Regions from separate parts of the Homo sapiens genome. Here region 1 is linked to region 2. Evidence: chromatin loops called from intact Hi-C (ENCODE). Cell type or tissue: PC-9. All regions are shown on one strand. Each heading gives the region's core, and the rest is flanking DNA. Links, peaks and the distances in the headings are about the cores only.

Region 1 (8,325 bases), core at 155-8,154, 140 kb after region 2:
TAGAGTCGGGTGGGACTGGGCAGTTAGAAAGACTTTATAAGTCCTTGAACAGCAGGGGTGGGAGCTTGTGGAAAAGTACACAGGTAGCTTCAACAGCACTGTAATGTTCTGAATTTAAAAGAGTGATTTAAATTGAGTTTTTGTTCTTAAATTATGCTTTATAACATATAGACATATGTCCACCATCTATATTCTTTTGTACATATCAAATGTCAGGTTTTCATTTTTAAATTTGTTTGCAAAAGAGAAGTCCTAGGACAGTCTCTAGGAGCCCAGTAGGGAATCAGTAATAAGGGGCATAGGACACTAATATTTGTGAGTGTTTACTACATCAGATAGATCAGAAGATGGGGAAACTGAAGTTCTGAGGAGTTAAGTGGTTTGCCTATGGTAACATAGCTGGAAAGTGTTTTGAGATTTGAATCCACATATATTTGACCCCAAAGCTTGTCTCAGAATAATGCCAGAGGGAATTTGCACGTTTTAAACACAATCTTGCCAACCAGAGGCTATGACCCCTGAGTACATGTTGGTATGAAAAATTCCCCAGAATTACAACATCCAATGTCCACCATGAAACATGACAGAGGAAACTTCTCTTTTTGAGGACCCCTCTCTCTTCTTTCAGTTTCCCAACTTGCGTCTTCCTTATTCTCCTCCATTTCTCCTTTCAGACTCACTGCTTCCAGCTTTGGCCTCATCTCTACTTTTACTTCATTTATAATGGGGCAGAGGCTACCTCAGAGCAGAGGAGGAGGAGAGTTGGGGTGTGTCACCTGTTTTAGAAAGAATCCACAAGTGGGCAGCAGTCTGAGGGGCTTGCGCTGGGCAAAGCAGATGTGGACAGAGGGAATCAGGAAAGCTTTGGGTTGGGAGGCATGATAGAGACTCAGAATAGTTAGTATTTAACAAGTCAGGGGAAGTGGCTAGAAAGAACAGAGACACTGGCATGGCTCACCACAGGATTCAGGATTCCAAGTGGCGTTTTGGTGCTCACATCCCACAGTGCTGAACAAATTCCATTAGTAGTGGAGCATCTCATAGCTGAATGACTCAGGCCGCAGAGGAGAAATCCAAGAGAAGGACTGAGCTACATTCCCCTAGTCACTAACGAATCATTATGTAAGTAGATCACCCCCTTTAAATAAATGCAATATACACAAACCCACATTTATAAGACATAATTTAGGGAATAGTTAGTTACCTACTAAAGAATTCTTTCCTTTAAAAAAGAAAAACATGGCCAGGCACGGTGGCTCATGCCTGTAATCCCAGCACTTTGGGAAGCCAAGGTGGGTGGATCACCTAAGGTCAGGAGTTCAAGACCAGCCTGGCCAACATGGTGAAACCCCATCTCTACTGAAAATACAAAAAAAAAAAAAAAATTAGCCAGGCATAGTGGTGTGTGCCTGTAATCTCAGCTACTCAGGAGGGCGAGGCAAGAGAATCACTTGAATCCGGGCGGTGGGGGTTGCAGTGAGCGGAGATCGCGCCACTGCACTCCAGCCTGGGCAACAGAGCGGAACTCTGTCTCAAAAAGGAATAAAAAAAAAGGAAAAAAGAAAAAAACAAATTTCTCTAACTAGGGACTTCTAGTACCTTTCCAGTTGGGTCCAATTGATAGAAATTCCATTAACATCCAATGCACTGTGATAGGAGGGAGGCAACTGGGAATAAAGAAACACGAGGAATCTCGAGTCGGGTGGCCTGAGTCTTAGTCCTGACTATGTTCTTGGGACCTATTCCTACCTGTAAAGTAAGGGCTAATCCTGTACCACCTCTAACCGTCATATAACTTTTAAATCTTAGCCTATCTCTACCCAGTCCTATAAAGCAAGATAGAACTCTGTGTGAAGGCTTCTGATCCTCCTGCTCTGCTGAAAGTAGCCAGAAAGGCAGCAAGCTCCTCAGCCTCAGGAACCCAGCCTGAGGCAAGGGGCTGGCTGAAATTGCCTCCGTCTGGCCTGGAGCTGTGCTCTGCTTCTCCCCATTTCACTCTAATCTTCAGCTTCAGTCATTTGCCACATCTACTCCTTCAACCATATCTTTCCTCTGCTCTGAGTTTTCTAGAGCCCCATCCCCCTTGAATTTATACAAATTTTTGCAATCAACCAGATTGGCCTCCCTGCTCCACTAAACTCATATCCTCAACTGTCTGCTGTCTTCCCCATCATGCTTCCTCTTCCACTTGCCAGATTTTGCACAAGATGTCTCATGATCTTGTCCAGGGAAGCCTCCCCAGTTTGGCTGATCTCAGGGCTGCCACAAAGGCACCTGCTGATGGGGCAAGTTGAGGACTGAACTGCATTCAGCTTGCCAATTCCTGCACCCAGCTCAGAGCTGTGTCTGCTGGAGGAAGGGAACCTTTTATTTTCTCCCAAAAGTATCACCTGTTCCCTGTTCTCCAAGTGACAGGCCACAGTAGGCTCTTTTTAAGCTCTTTTCCTATTTTGCACCACGGTTCCTTTTTTTTTTTTTTTTTTTTTTTTTTTTTTGAGACAAGGTCTCACTCTGTTGTCCAGGCTGGAGTGCAGTGGCGCAATCACGGCTCACTGCAGCCTTGAGCTCCCAGGCTCAGGTGATCCTCCCACCTCAACCTCCAAGGTGGCTGGGACCACATGCACATACCACTACACCCATCTAATTTTGTATTTTTTGTAGAGACAGGGTTTCGCCATGTTGCCCAGGCTGGTCTCCATCTCCTGGGTTCAAGCGATCCGTGTACCTCAGCCTCCCAAAGTGCTGGGATTATAGGTTCGAGCCACCGTGCCAAGCCAAAAGCTAGAATCTTGTCTATGCTTTTGTGTCCTGGTGCCTGGGAAAACTTTTTTTCTCCTGCCTCAGTTCAGCTCAGTGATAAATAAGGAACTGAGGTTAGATAACAGGTAAAGTCTAGGACCTGCAGGATGAGTGAATCAGGTGAGGGAGTGGTAGTCTTCTTCCTTGTCAGCCAGGCTAGGTTCAGGGGCACCTGGACTGAGGCGAGGGGCTGGCTGAAATTGCCTTGTGGAGGGCCCTGCCAGTGATGCCCCCTCCAGCAAATAGGGCCAGCTCTATGCAAATGTGTTCTTGCCCAGGAGTTTGGTTTCTTCTCTCTGAGCTCCTGGCACAGTGGAACCAATGTGAGCAGCTGCTTGGCAGGACAGAGAAGGGCAGGCTAGCAGTCCCAAAGCTCGGGTGACAGGACCAGGCCCAGGAGACGGGGATGTTGACTGGGGCTTTAACAGCACTCTTGATGCCAATCTCGGGCTGAAAACTCGATATTTCCACTTGGAACAACAAGAATCACCAGCAAGAGAGCTGAGGAGAGGGCAGTATACCGGGGGCGCCCCCTGCAGGCCTCACAGGGTGGTGCCAGAACAGAGGAAGGTGGCACAGGCAGGGTGGGGCTTTCAGGACATCCCTGAGATGATGGTGATGACAGTGACAATGATGATGACCATGAAGAAGACAATGAGGAGGAGGAAGAGGAAGACAGTAGCTAGCATTTACTGAGTACTAACAATGTGTCAGGCATTGCCTTATGTAGTCTTCATGACAACCCTCTAAGAGATGAATAATATGGTTTTCTTTTTTTTAGATGAAGAATCTGAGGTTTAACGGGTTAAATAATTGCTCAGGTTCACCCAGCTAGTAGTGGACAGAGGTGGGATTTGAACCCAAGTCATTGCCTCCTGAGCTTATATTATCCAGTACCGAATTTCCCACCTTGCCAGGTCATTCCAGGAGCTTCTAGCCCTCCGTGTCCATCTCTATGTCTTCCTGCTCCTCTAGCTCATATTTTCTTGATCCAAATTTAAAGGATCTGGATAAGAATAGATCCATATCTGGGATATAATAATACTGATAACAACAGCAACAACACTTTGCGTTTGTAAACCACTTTCTTCTCTTCATTATTTCCCTGGGGAAAAATAAACAATAAGATATTTCTGTTTCTCCAAATTTTGTTCTGATTTTTATCAGTGTTCCTGAAGCTATTTCAATATAGTCATGATCAATTTCTAAGAATATTTTTAGGTTCTGCTTTTTTATGTAACAGTGTGTTATATACACATTCACATATTTAAACACAGCAATTATTATGGCTTTACAGTAACCCATGATATTAATATTCCACAGATATTACATTACTGAGGCACACTAGGCTAAGGCTGACAACACCAAATGCTGGCAGGAATGTGGAGCAACAGGAACAGGAATTCGTGGCTGATGGGAATGCAAAATGGTACAGCTACTTTGGAAGAAAGTGTGGCAGTTTCCTAAAAAACTAAACATACTCTTACCATACGATCCAGGAATCATGCTCCTTGGTATCTACCCAAAGGAGATGAAAACTTACGTCCACATGAAAATCTGCCGATGGATGTTTATAGCAGCTGTATTCATCATGGCCAAATCTTGAAAGCAACCGAGATGTCCTTCAGTAGGTAAATAGATAAATAAACCATGGCCATCCTGAAATGGAATATTATTCAGTGCCAAAAAGAAATGAACTACAAAGCCATGAAAAGACATGGAGGAACCTTAAATTTACATTACTAAGTGAAAGAAGCCAATTTGAAATGGCTACATATTGTACAATTCCAACGACATGACATTCTGGAAAAGGAAAATTATGGAAACAGGAAAAAGAGCAGTTGTTGCCAGGGGTTAGGGAAGGGGGATTGACTAGGCAGAGCATAGAGGACTTTTACAGCAATGAGACTATAATGGTGGATACACATCATTATATATTTGTCCAAACCCACAGAGTGTACAACACCAAAAGTGAACCCTAATGTCAGCTATGGACTTTGGGCGATTATGATGTCAATGTAGCTTCATCACTTGTAACAAATGTGCCATTCTGGTGGATGTGTGGGGACAGGGGGCATACGGAAAATCTCTATAACTTTCCTCTCAGTTTTGCTCTGAATCTAAAACTACCCTTTAAGAAGTCTTCTTTTAAAACAATTTACAAAGCATGAGGTGATACAGATGTGGGAGTTTGGCTCCTGTCTCTGCCCAACTCTGTGACATTCGATAAATTACTTAACATGTCTCTGTTTCAGTTTCCTCATCTATAACTGGGAAAAATAACACCTGTCTTATAGAGTTGCCATGGGGATGACATGAGGCATGTGTCTCGTTCATATCCCATGCTCAGTGAATTAGTAGCAGCAGCCACTGTGTGTTTGTGTGTCTTTATCCCTCCTGGGTTAATGAGCTCCTTGTGGGCAGGGACTCACCCATTCTGTAACCACCCCATCTAACACACTGCCTGGCACTTGGGCTCCGCAGAAGTTTGCCGAGTGAATACTTAGTAAGCCCTAACCTAGGCTTTTCTCTCTGGTGGACATTTGGGTTGTTTCTAGGGTTTTTGCTATGAATAAAACACATTTCAAAGCCCTTTGTGGTTTTTTTGGTTTTTGTTTGTTTGTTTTTTCTTCGTTTGATCTGCTGACTCTGTGAAGCAGGCAGAAAGGGGATATTTGCTCTTGTCCACACCCTGGTACAGATGGAATAACTGTGGCTCAGGGAAGTGAAGTGACTCCTATGGGACACAGTGCAAATCAGTGGCAATAATTAGAACCCCTGACCCTGCCTCCCTTCCTTTAGTAGATCTATTTTCCTTCTAGCTACCGCCTTCTGGATCCATGGCCTCTCCAAAACTAGACCATGATGGTCAGCCTGACCTGAGAGCAGCACCTGCACGCAGAGACCCATGTTGAAGGTGGTGAGCTGCCAGCTACCAGATGGCCCTCTGAAACCCCAGGGAACCTAGCACCTTATTCTCAAATACATGAGGGCTTGTATTTTCCCCCAGGAAGGAGCTTCTTAGGAAAGAGCCAGCGTGCCAGCTTTGTTTTTCTTTCTTCTTCTTTTTTTTTTTTTCCTATGAGGGGGTGAGGAGCCAAGCTCTGAGTTGTCCAGGAGGAGGGACTTTGGCTAAAAATAGCTATGGCGTGTGGTTTGGATCAACCCCTAGTGGTACCCAGGACTGGGGAGGGGAGGGGGATGCTCTGGAGCTGTCGCCAGACTGGTTGCCGTGGAAACAAGAGAGGAGCAGGGGAGCCTGGGAAGTAGGGATGACACAGATAGCAAGTCCTAGTCAGAGCTGCCGCTACATTTAGGAGAAACAGCGGTGTCTGCGGCTCCCACCCTTCGGGGGGCCCGTGGGGGGGGCGGTGTCAGGGGCATGGACGCCACCCCCCAGGGGTCTCTGCTGCCGGCTACTCTCCTCTCCACGTGCTGTGAGTTGAGTTGCGGGGGACTTGGGGTTTGGGCCCCTATTTCCAAGGCAAGTGGGGGTTTGGGAGGAGCTGGTTCTTGGGGGAGTTTTCACCAGGTCTCTCCTTCCAAAAAATGAGCCCCCTTACTCCCCAGCTCTCTAGAGGGAGGAAGAGGGGCCCAGGAAAAGTGGTATTGCAATCTTCTGCAAAGGGGTCATAGCATGCACAAGAAATGAGGAGTAGGTTGGAGGAACTGAAATTCTTGGAGGGAAGATGGAGAAATCAAGTCCTTGATCTTGAGATAGAGGTAACAATTTCACACTTTTCCTTCCCCTGAGAAAAGTGCAGTCCCCCACTCAGGAAGACAGGATGTGGGACACATTCAAAATAAGGTTTACCTAGATCCCTGGGGCAATGGAGAGTGAGAGAGTTCTGGGGGTGATCCGACATCGGGGTTCCTTCCCCATCCCTGGGCAGAGAGATCTGTCTAGGCAAGCCGACTGGGGGTCAGATTACCTAAGACCCTGAGAGAACATCTGGAAGCCCACCTGGGACTAAAGCTAGGATAATGGGAGCAGGGTCGTTTTCTGCATGACCTGGGGTCTCTGAGCCAGTCAATGCTTACTCTTCCTGAGGACATCTGAGCTTCAGGGAAGGAAAAGGAAGCCCATTGTTGGGGGCAGGGGAAACCCTAATCTTCCATTGCCATGGGGCTCTTGGACCCTGTGTCCCCTGACTCCATGGACAATAAATGCAGGGGGTGCCCCTAAGCTCAAAGCCATTTCATTTTGATTTCTCTTCCTACCTTCTCTACCCCAAGACACACAAACACACACACACACACCCTCTCCAGAGTGCTGACTGCAGAGGACCTCACCCCAGAACATAAGATGCTGGAGTGCTAGGTTTAGAGTCACATACCCAGGCAGTTTCTCCCCAGGACCTGGTCAACCATCCAGGCCATCTGTGGTTCCTATGGCACACTCCTCCATCCCCCACCCACTAGCCAGCCCACGTTTCCGTGGAGTGGGAGGAGAGGATCATTCCCAGGAAAGAGAAGGGAAGGTGGAAGAGTCCCAAATCCTATTCTAAACCTTTCCCTGTATGGTCCATATCTCCTAGAGGACCCTGGGTGCTTTGGGGAAGGGCTCTGGACCTCTCTCAGAGCAGATTGCAGCTCAGAGAGCTCCTCAGAGGCAAGCATGTGAAGAAAAATCAGGTGGGCTTCGCTTGGAATGTGGGCTTTGGGGCATATGGCAGGTGGGGGCGGGGCTGGTGTTAGGATAGTCCATGGGAAGTAAGAGGCTGGGGGAAAATATAACTAGAGGGAGTGGGGAAATAAATGTGGGTGCTTAGTGCTTCACCTGATCTGATTCCATGTCTCTCATGAAGAATAGGATCCCAGAGGGATACGAGCCTAACTCTTTATAACTCTGGGCTTCCTTTCCCAGGCTTCTGTGTTGGGATCTTCCAGTTCCCCTCCCCATTTGCAGGCTGTCTCCACTAGGAGAAAAAACCCAAGGGAAATGAGGCTGGCCCAAGAGCAGCAGTGATCGTGGGTAGGTCTCAGGGAGGATTTCTAGTGGGAATTTCCTAATGTTCCACCCTTGTGCACTGGAGGGTTTCCACTGACTTTCCACAGCTTTCATTTCTTTCTCGTTTGTAAGCATGTTGAGGGGAGGGAATGGAGCGGAGTGAGTGAGGTCCAAGGAGGGAAGAATGAGAAAGACTGTGTATCAGTCTTGGGGTGAACTTCAAAACAGCCTGCGAGGAGAGCCATTGGTGGCTGCACTGGCTACAGCTGGGGAAGGGATGGTGGAAGTCCTTAGGGCAGGGAGGGCTCCATTACCCGCCTGCCCCCCTCCCCAAAAAGCCCCCAGTCTATTGATTTCAGGAAATCACTAGGGGGATCTGGGCCTGGGTCTTTGGCCCCGGGGCTGCCCCTGAGGTGCTGCACACCCCAGCTGGAGGTGATGGCACCAAAATATCTGGTACCTCCTTCCCCTGAAAATCATCGTGGAACTTGCACAGTTCTATCCAGTTCAGGTACATCATTCCATTTGACCCTCACAACTTTCTGAGCCTGGGGGGCAGTTAGGGCTGAATGTGT
Region 2 (8,325 bases), core at 226-8,225:
TACAAGAGAGGGGGCAGGATGAGAAACCCACAGCTGTGCAGAAGACTCCAGCAGCTCCATGTCTAGGCCTGACCCCTCTCTGATTTCCAGTGCTTCCTTTCCTTCCTGCAGAGGGACCCCTCCCAATAGTGTGAGGCTGTGACTGCACAACTCCAGGGGGTGCCACTCACAGAAAATACACTGTGAATGGCCACCCCTGTAGTTGGGCCGCGTGGGGCTTCCTGCCTGCTGGGACTTCACCTGGCTCTCTTCCCAGCACTCCACAACTAAGTTCAGAGTCTTCCACCCAAAACCAGCTCCTATTTCTCTATTAAAGGGCCCGCCATCCTTCTTGCTGAAGTCTGCCTCCTCACGTTCCCTCACTCCCCCTGGTGAAATACTCACTAAGCCAGTCATCCTGGGAAGTCCCTTTTGTCAGAGCATGAGCCCATTCATCTTCATGTCCTCTGTAAATCAGACTCCATAACTCTCACCTGGGCCATTTCAGCAGCTTCAGAACCCCTCTTCCTATGTCCAGTATCTCCCGCTACATTCCACTGGGCAAGCTCAACCCCTGATCACAGCTCTGATCCTATCACACCAATGCTCAACAAATTCCAGTGGCTCCAACTGCCTGTAGACTTTTTTCTTAAATATTCAACAAAGATATACTGAGTACTATTGTTGTAGAAGCCCCAGGTACACTATGATGAAAAGATGCAATACTAGGCCTCAAAAATTTATAGTCTCTGCAGACAAAAGATCCCAATTGCCTTGGAATGAGGCAATAGTAACTTGGCATCCAGTTCTTCCTTTTGATGCTAACCTGTCTTTCCAGCTTTCTCTGCACCATTCATGTCCCTGCAGGCACTCCGGCTCCCACCCAATTGGACGATCCATGATTCCATAAACGTACTATACTACTTCCTGCCTCTTGACCCTGGTTTCTGCAAGGGAATGACTGTGTCCTCTTTGAGGCCCATCACCAAAGTCCCAGAATCTGTTGCTGGTCTATCCTCAACCACCCTAAGAGGAAGGCACGAGCTCCATCCCTGGCCTTCCAGACAGTGTTGCTGTCCTCTGCCCAGATGGTGCCCACTTTAAGGATGGATGCCTCCTTGCCCCTGCCCTCAACCCACTACCCCACACAGCACCTGGTAAGAAGTGTGTGTTCCCCCGGGACACACAATTTCCCAGTCATCACACGAAAGAAACTTCAGTTCTCCTTCTTGACTCTTTGCCATCATTTTCCCCAGAGATCATCTCTCTTCTTTCCCCAAAGAAGACACAAAACCACCACTTTAAACCATGGAAATTTTTCCTCAGGGGTTTTAAGTAGTTTCCTATGCAACATGTCTTATAACACAAATTAAATTCACAAAAGATGTGTGTCCCCAGTCACTGAACTGAATTAAACCGAGCTAACTCCACCCTGCTGTCCTGAGCAGAATAACGCCAAGCTAAGACCCTCCTTCCCCTGCCCCAAGCCTGTACCTTGTCCAGCTGCAGGGCCTTTCCATCCTTGGTCCAGCTGACAAAGAGCAGTGGGGGGTTGGCACGAACCGGGCAGCGGATCACCCCCGGCATGCCTATGGGCAGGGGTGTCTCAGGAGGCATAGCTGTCACCTGGGCTGGGTCTGGGGGAAAGTAGTGGCAAGTTGGGGGAGAGGGGCTTGGCCTGGCCCAGGGGAAGGGAGCAGGCTGAGGGAGAAGCTGGGGTCAGGCTTACAGAGCACAGTGAGGTAGGCAGAGGCTGAGGGTGGATGCAGGAGGCCATTGCTGGGCACACAGGTGTAGCAGCCGGCATCATCAGGCTGGGTGGCCAGCAGCCGCAGGCTCCCGTCCACCAGGATCCGCACCCGGGGCTGCAGGCGGCTGCAATGTGGCATGTGTGAGGAGGGGTCCAGGCCTTGCCCAGCCAAGCGGCTCTTCAGAGACTGTTTGTGAATTCCCCACCTCCACCTTCCTAATGAGGGTGACCCCACCTAATGTGGAAGACATTGATGTTGTCCTGGAACCAGCTGTAGGTGAGGTTAGCAGGGTATGCCTCAGCATGGCAGGCCAATGAAACATCCTGGGAGGCATTGACTGTGCTGTTCTTGGGGGGCACCACGATGACTGGGGGTCCTGTGGGATGCACAAGGGGAGGAAGGTGGCCTCAGCCCACAGTCTTCCCAGAACCCTGAGGTCACCTCTACAACTCTTCCCAGCTCTGCTCTCTGGAATCTTAGGGCTCGTTGTTACAGGGCTTTGGGGAGTGGAAGCAGAAGCTTCCCCCTGTATGTAACAAGAATTCATCCTCTCCCTGAGACCCATTCTTCTTTCCAAATTCTCTCTGTTCCATCAAGAGCAACTCCATTCATGCAGTTCCACTGCCTAGGAATGGTGTGTGTGTTTGGGGGAGTCAGTTTAACTCTGCTCATTTACCATTTGTATCCCTGCTTGTCACCTCTTGAATTACTTCTCTGTCTCTGGCCCTAACCCAGGTGCCCAATACCTCACCTCAAGATGCTGCAGCAGCCCCTGACTCCAGGCTCCCCTGCAGCTGCCACTCTAATGGCCATTCATACAGAAACAGCCCCTTGAGCCACAGAACACTTCTGCTCAGGAACCTGCAACAGCACCTGGCTCCTACTACACTAAGCTCAAACCCAGCCCTGTGGACCCCTGCGATCCAAACCCTCCCTACGTGGCCAGCCATCTTTCCATATGTCAGCCCTCATGAACTCTTTCAGGTCAGTATGGGCAGCTGGCTGTCCCCCATCTCCATGCCTTTGCTCCCTGCACCCCCGGTCTGGAATGCCCCTCCCAAGGGCCTGGCCGCGCCACATACCTCCTGCAAAAGCACCTCTGGCTACTACAGTTCCACTACTCCTTCCCCTCTCTGGGCCGGTACCGCATGAGCAGTCAGTAAGAAGAGGTCATGATGCGAGCTGACACAACAGAGCACTGACTGCATGCGGGACACTGAGTGCTAAGCACTTTACCTGCACGACCTCGTTTAATCCTCACCAAAAGCTTTGTGGTGGGAATTGTCTCCATTTTCTAGATGAAGAAGTGAAGGCTCAGAGGCAGAGAGATTGTGAGGTGATTGCCCAAGGACAGCAGGAGAGGCAACATTCATATTAGGCTTCCTGATGCCACAGACGACACCTTTAACCATTACCCGGCACTGCCTTTCTTACAGTACCACGGACAGCAACACTTCCCTGTTTCCCCAATTAGTCTCACTTCCCCACAAAGATAATAGGCTCTATGAAGGCACAGTCCAGGCCTTCTGCTTCTCAGTTTCCCTTCTAAAGGAAGGATCTTGGCCAGGAATTACCATGTGCCAGTGACTGGGCTCAGCTGCACCTAAGTAAATTCTTGTAACACACCTGAGAGGTAGAGATGAGTCTCTTTATAAAGATGAAGAAACTGGGACTCAAGGAGTTAACTGGCTCACAGCCTAACACAAGCACCCATGTCCTTTCCACTATAACACACTACTGGGCACTAAGATCGCTTTGTCTGCTTACTGAGCCTTTTAAAATTAAGGTGCTGGTTTCAGAGCAACAGCCTGCATTGGGAACCCCCTTAGCTTCCACGGGCCCTGCCCTCAGGCACAAATCTCCCTCCTATCTTGCTGTGAACCAATTCAGCCACAGGTCACAGCCCCCTTGCATAGGTAACCCTGGACCCCAGCCCTCCCGCCAGAGAGCACCTAGCACTAGCAGCTGGGTGGCGTGGGTGGCGCTGCCCTCAGTGCTGGAGGCTTGGCAGGTGTAGACCCCAGAGCTGCCTCGCTCTACCCGGCGGATCCGCAGCGTCCCGTTCTGCACCTAGGGAAGGAGTGGGTGAGGAAGAGTCCTTTCCCCTGCCAGCCTCAGATCCTGCACTTCCGAGTTTGGCCAGCAGAGGGAGGCAGCACCCCAGGCTCGGGGCAAACAATGCCAAGCCCTTCTTCTGGCCCATCCTCCAGCCTGGCCTTTGCCTCCTCTGTCCTCTGGCCCCACTGCCAGGCCCCCACCTTCCCTTCACACTCTATATGGCTCACTCTGTCCACCCCCAGGACTCACTTGCACCTGGCCCTGGCCCTGGCCAAGGTCCTTTCCTCGGAGCTTCCACGTCACATGAGGCAGGGGGCTGCCACGGGCCACACAACGCAGGGTCACAGGCTCCAGTTCCTGCACTTCCAACACAGCAGGAGGTGTCTCCTGGAATTGAGGGGGTGCTGCAAGGGAGACAGGCATCAGGGGCCCCAGTGGGGCTGTCAGCCCAAAAAGCAGTGTCCAAGGGCCAGGGAGACCACTCAGGGCTCCAGCCTGCTGCCCACCCACCAGCCCTGCCTCATAGGAGTCCTCAGCCCAGGGCCACCCTGTCTACTGCACCCAGGCCAAATGAGGATTCTGTCAACCCACCCCCACACACTGGCCTGGGGCTGAACCCAGGTTGGATGTCCAGAGCCTGGGGGAGAGCCAAGCCCCCTCAGGAGGAGCACTGTTCTGGGAGTGAGGAGGCCTGGGTCCTAGACTCTGCTCTGCCACTAATCAGTGGCATGACTCAGCCTCACCTATGCAATGGGAATGATTATGACCTCCTTCCTACTTAGGAGTGAGAGATAAATAATAAGGGCTTGGGTGAAAAGGTATTTTGAAAACACAAGGTGCTATATATATGTGAGCTGTGTTTCACTCAGGGCCCAAGAGCCCCTCTCTCCCACCCACTTCCCTGGCCAGGGAAGCAGGAGGGAAGAGAAAGAGGGAGTTCCTGACACCGAGCCTAGAAGGCTGATTGAATTTATATTTGAAGAACTGAAAAGGGCAGGAGTGTGGGGGAGGGGTGAGATGCAACTACTAAGTGAGCAAACAAGGGCTCTCAGGAAGGGTGGGGCATCAGAGCTGTTTGTGGGATGGAAATAGAACTCCCTCTTCCCCTTTCTCCCACCAGCCAGAGATCCCCATCCTCCTCCTCCCCGTCCTTCTCCACCACCTGCCCCCCAGCTTCATACAATTGACTGTCAGATGCACCCAGGAGCCGTTAGCAAAATCGTCTTCAGGGATGTGCTGGTCCAGGAAGAACACGCGGCACTCGTACCAGCCCTGGTCTTCCACCCGGAGACCCTCAATCTGGAGAGAGGCCCCCTTCTGCAGCCGGACTCGTCCTGGGGGAGGAGCCCTGAATCAAGGGTGCTGAAGGAACCCCATGGAAGCCCCAGTCCCCTGGTCACACTGGTAATTCTTAGAGGTAAGAACAGGCTCAGTCTCTCCCAGTTACTCTGAGTGTGGGGTCCAGAGAGACGCAGATGAGGTTGGGGTCATTCAGGACAGGTCCCTCCATTCGGCCCCTCTGACCACTCTTGCCATTCGACAGCTGGGACCCTGTCTAGACAAAGAGAAACCTAGGGGGACAGCAGGTGGACAAAACCTTCCCCTGAACTGCACTCGGTGTCTAGGACTGTTGGGGAAGGAAGTGAAGAGCCAGCATGTAGTCTCCTCTGGACTCTTACAGGATCTGTCCACCTCTGGGCTCTTTATGTAGGGGAAGGTGTGAGCTCCTGGGAGTACTCCTGATAGAGGACTGTTTCCCTGAAAACCTCAGCAGTGTTTGAGGCCCTAGCAGGGGGAACCCAGACCCCGCCTGCCAAAGCCCCTAATCCCTCAGGGCTATTATCAGCAGCCTAAGCGCCTTAGGGTGGCCAGAGTCCAGCCCAGCAAGCAGCAAAGTCAGCAGCCTCCTCGCCCTATCCTCTCCATGCCCCGGGGCACTCCAGTCCCAGCTGGCTGATCACATACACTTCCACAAAGCCACACAACCACAGCACAACCAGACACCTCAATCCCACTCTTAGTCAGCATCCACACCACACTGCCAGGCTCAGACCGAGGGTGCCTACCCAAGCCCTCAGCACCCTCCCTGGATGCAACTATGCACCCCAGACAGCTTCATGGGTCCCTGGCAGTGTAGCCTCGTGATACAAGCACACACTTGGGAGCCAGATAGACCTAGGCATGAGTCCAGCTCGACTGTGTACTCTTTTGGGCAAGTTACTTAACCTCTCTCAATTTCAGTTTCCTCATCTGTAAAAAGAAGAGAAAGAAACAAAATTGGGGTGGGGTGGAGGAGAGAAATAATGTAGGGAAGGCATGTAGCATGGTGCCTGGCATCAGTGGATGCTCAAATAAAAGTTGTTGAACAAATAAATGAGCTCTAGATTTGAAATCAGAAAGCTGCACTCAAGTCCTGACCCTGTCCCTAAACTGATCACACGTCACCTTCCTTTTCTCTTCCTGCACCACCACACACCAAGTCACCTTATCAGGAACCTGGCATCTCCTAGATTCCTCGATTACCTCCCATATCTACTTGCTCATTAGGTTTTTCAAATCCTACCTCCTAAACATTTCCCCTTCTCTGCTGTCCTCACCTTTACACCTGTGGCATGTCTCACCTGGGTTTCTCCAACAGCCTACTTGCCAGTCTCCCTGCCTCCAGCCTCCTCCCCTCTACATCACATTGCTCATCCCCACCTTGACCTCTGCTATGAACAAATGGAGCTTTCTTTTTTTTTAGAGACAGGGTCTCACTCTGTTGCCCAGGTGGAGTACAGTGGTTTGATTGTAGCTCACTGCAGCCTCGAACTCCTGGCCTCAATCGATCCTCTTGCCTCAGCCTCTCAAGTAGCTAGTAGTACAAGCACGTGTCACCATGCCTGGCTAATTGTTTAATTTTTGAAGAGAGGGGTCTTGCTATGTTGCCCAGGCTGGTTTCAAACTCATGGCCTCAAGGGATCCTCCTGCCTCAGCCTCCCAAAGCGCTGGGATTAAGCTGTGAGTCACTGTGCCTGGCTGCATTTTCTTAATCTTATGTTGTTTGCAAATGCAGCTCCAAGTCCCTTTGCATAGTGTCCACTCCAGCTCTTCCTAATGCTAGAAATTCTGAAGCTGTGAAAGTGCTCAGCCCCTCCAGTTTGCTTCCATTCTACCTCTAGAGTGATCTGTTTCAGAAATAAGAAAATCTATTTCAGAAAGAAGAGAAGGATCAAGTTGAGGCAGGCTTTGTGATCTTAGCCAAGAGTCTTTTTCTACTTAGAATGAGTTCCAGGGTGTGGATTCTCTAGGATGGGTGGACCTGCTTAAAGGGCTAGGTGTTGAAATCCCCACCCCGGAGATAAGACTAGGCCCAGCGGGTAAATATTTAACATCATCATACCCTTCCACCCACTGTCAGGATTCCTCAAGAAAGCTAATCTGCCTGGCCGCTAAGCCCTGCAGACCCCAGACTGCAACCTCTTCTGTGTCCCACATGATACTTTTCATTATAGCTCTACAAAGAAGGAAGAAGAGGGAAGGAAGATTGAGTGTGGAATACAGGCCATCTAATATTAGGCGTTGTCACCATATTTAATCCTCCCAAGAATTCCATTGTAGCTGAAGGAATTAATGTTAAGTTTCTTTCCAAAATCACATGGCTAGTAAGTGACAAAGCCAGGCTTCTTTCTCCAGACGCGGCGTGCTTTCCATGGACACGGGTGTTAGGACCGAGTGCTGTTCAGGGCACTGGGGGTAATCTATGTATTCTCACTTGGGAGATGCTGGTAGCCAATGGGTAACAGTCCAAATGTTACTCAGAATATCCAAAGAAGCATACTGCATGTCCTAGCTTTTCTGTGACAGCTGGACTGCTAGACCTGTAGTGTTACAGAACAGGAAGATCGCCAGCAGGGCAGCCCTGAGTCCTCCTGAGTCCTGGGCCCACCTCCTGGAGGCCTCCCTCCACCTGCAGGGCTAAAGCCTGTTGACTTCAGATCTTCCCATATGCAGCGGCGTGTGAAGAAAACAGGAGACACAGTCTCTGCTCTCTTAAGCTCTCGGAAGGCAGGGAACCCACAGTCACCTAAATGGGCAAGTTCACGTCCACACATCCACAAAGAAGTTCAAAAAATGGTGCTAACTGCGCCCAGACATTGCACTATGAAGCAAGAGGAGTAAGGAAGGCTTCTGGGAAGCTGTGACTGGGCAGAGGATTAAGAATAAAAGGTGGTGAGGGGAGGTGACTAGAGCAAGCAGGGGAGTTCTAAGTGGAGAACGAGGTCACTGATTTTTATCAAACAACTCAGGGCAGAGAAAAAAATGCACATCCCTTCTGCTGTGTGGGGCATCTTGAAAATCCCAAGAAATACAGCACAAAAGCCCATCCTGCCATTTTAATGAGTTGGTCTAAGACCCACCTTAGGAAAGCTGGTGTCCACTAAGCCTAACCTTCCTTCCCTCCAGAGGCCTGGTCATGGGTTCACACCACACAGGCACTGTGCAGGCACAGGCTGGGGCGCTTTACACACAGCAGCTAACTGAATCCTCCTCTTTA

What was found. Hi-C counts contacts between places; a loop is a spot of excess contacts. Peaks named below come from ENCODE experiments on the same cell type or tissue, not always from the same donor. Only the 100,000 strongest peaks of a DNase experiment are listed, where the experiment ranks them.
Region 1: a loop joins it to region 2, with 9 times the contacts of the local background. A loop is called at or near these places in 29 of 110 quality-filtered maps.

The regions. Positions count from the first base shown.
Region 1 is chr1:160,075,462-160,083,786 of GRCh38, forward strand. It overlaps KCNJ9 (potassium inwardly rectifying channel subfamily J member 9), which reads left to right and starts at 6,077. Exons shown (of 3, transcript NM_004983.3): 1 at 6,077-6,236. In PC-9, for the core only: CTCF peaks have their summits at 3,327 (motif pointing left) and 3,528; no DNase peak of the experiment used is centred there; H3K27me3 peaks cover 3,773 bases.
Region 2 is chr1:159,932,717-159,941,041 of GRCh38, forward strand. IGSF9 (immunoglobulin superfamily member 9) reads right to left here. Exons shown (of 21, transcript NM_001135050.2): 4 at 4,970-5,122; 5 at 4,038-4,192; 6 at 3,683-3,800; 7 at 1,965-2,106; 8 at 1,709-1,854; 9 at 1,474-1,616. Among named protein-coding and RNA genes, the nearest start is that of IGSF9, 8.7 kb to the right of the region's middle. RefSeq lists an enhancer at 2,262-2,762. In PC-9, for the core only: CTCF peaks have their summits at 3,886 (motif pointing right) and 4,092; no DNase peak of the experiment used is centred there; H3K4me3 peaks cover 613 bases; H3K27ac peaks cover 1,230 bases.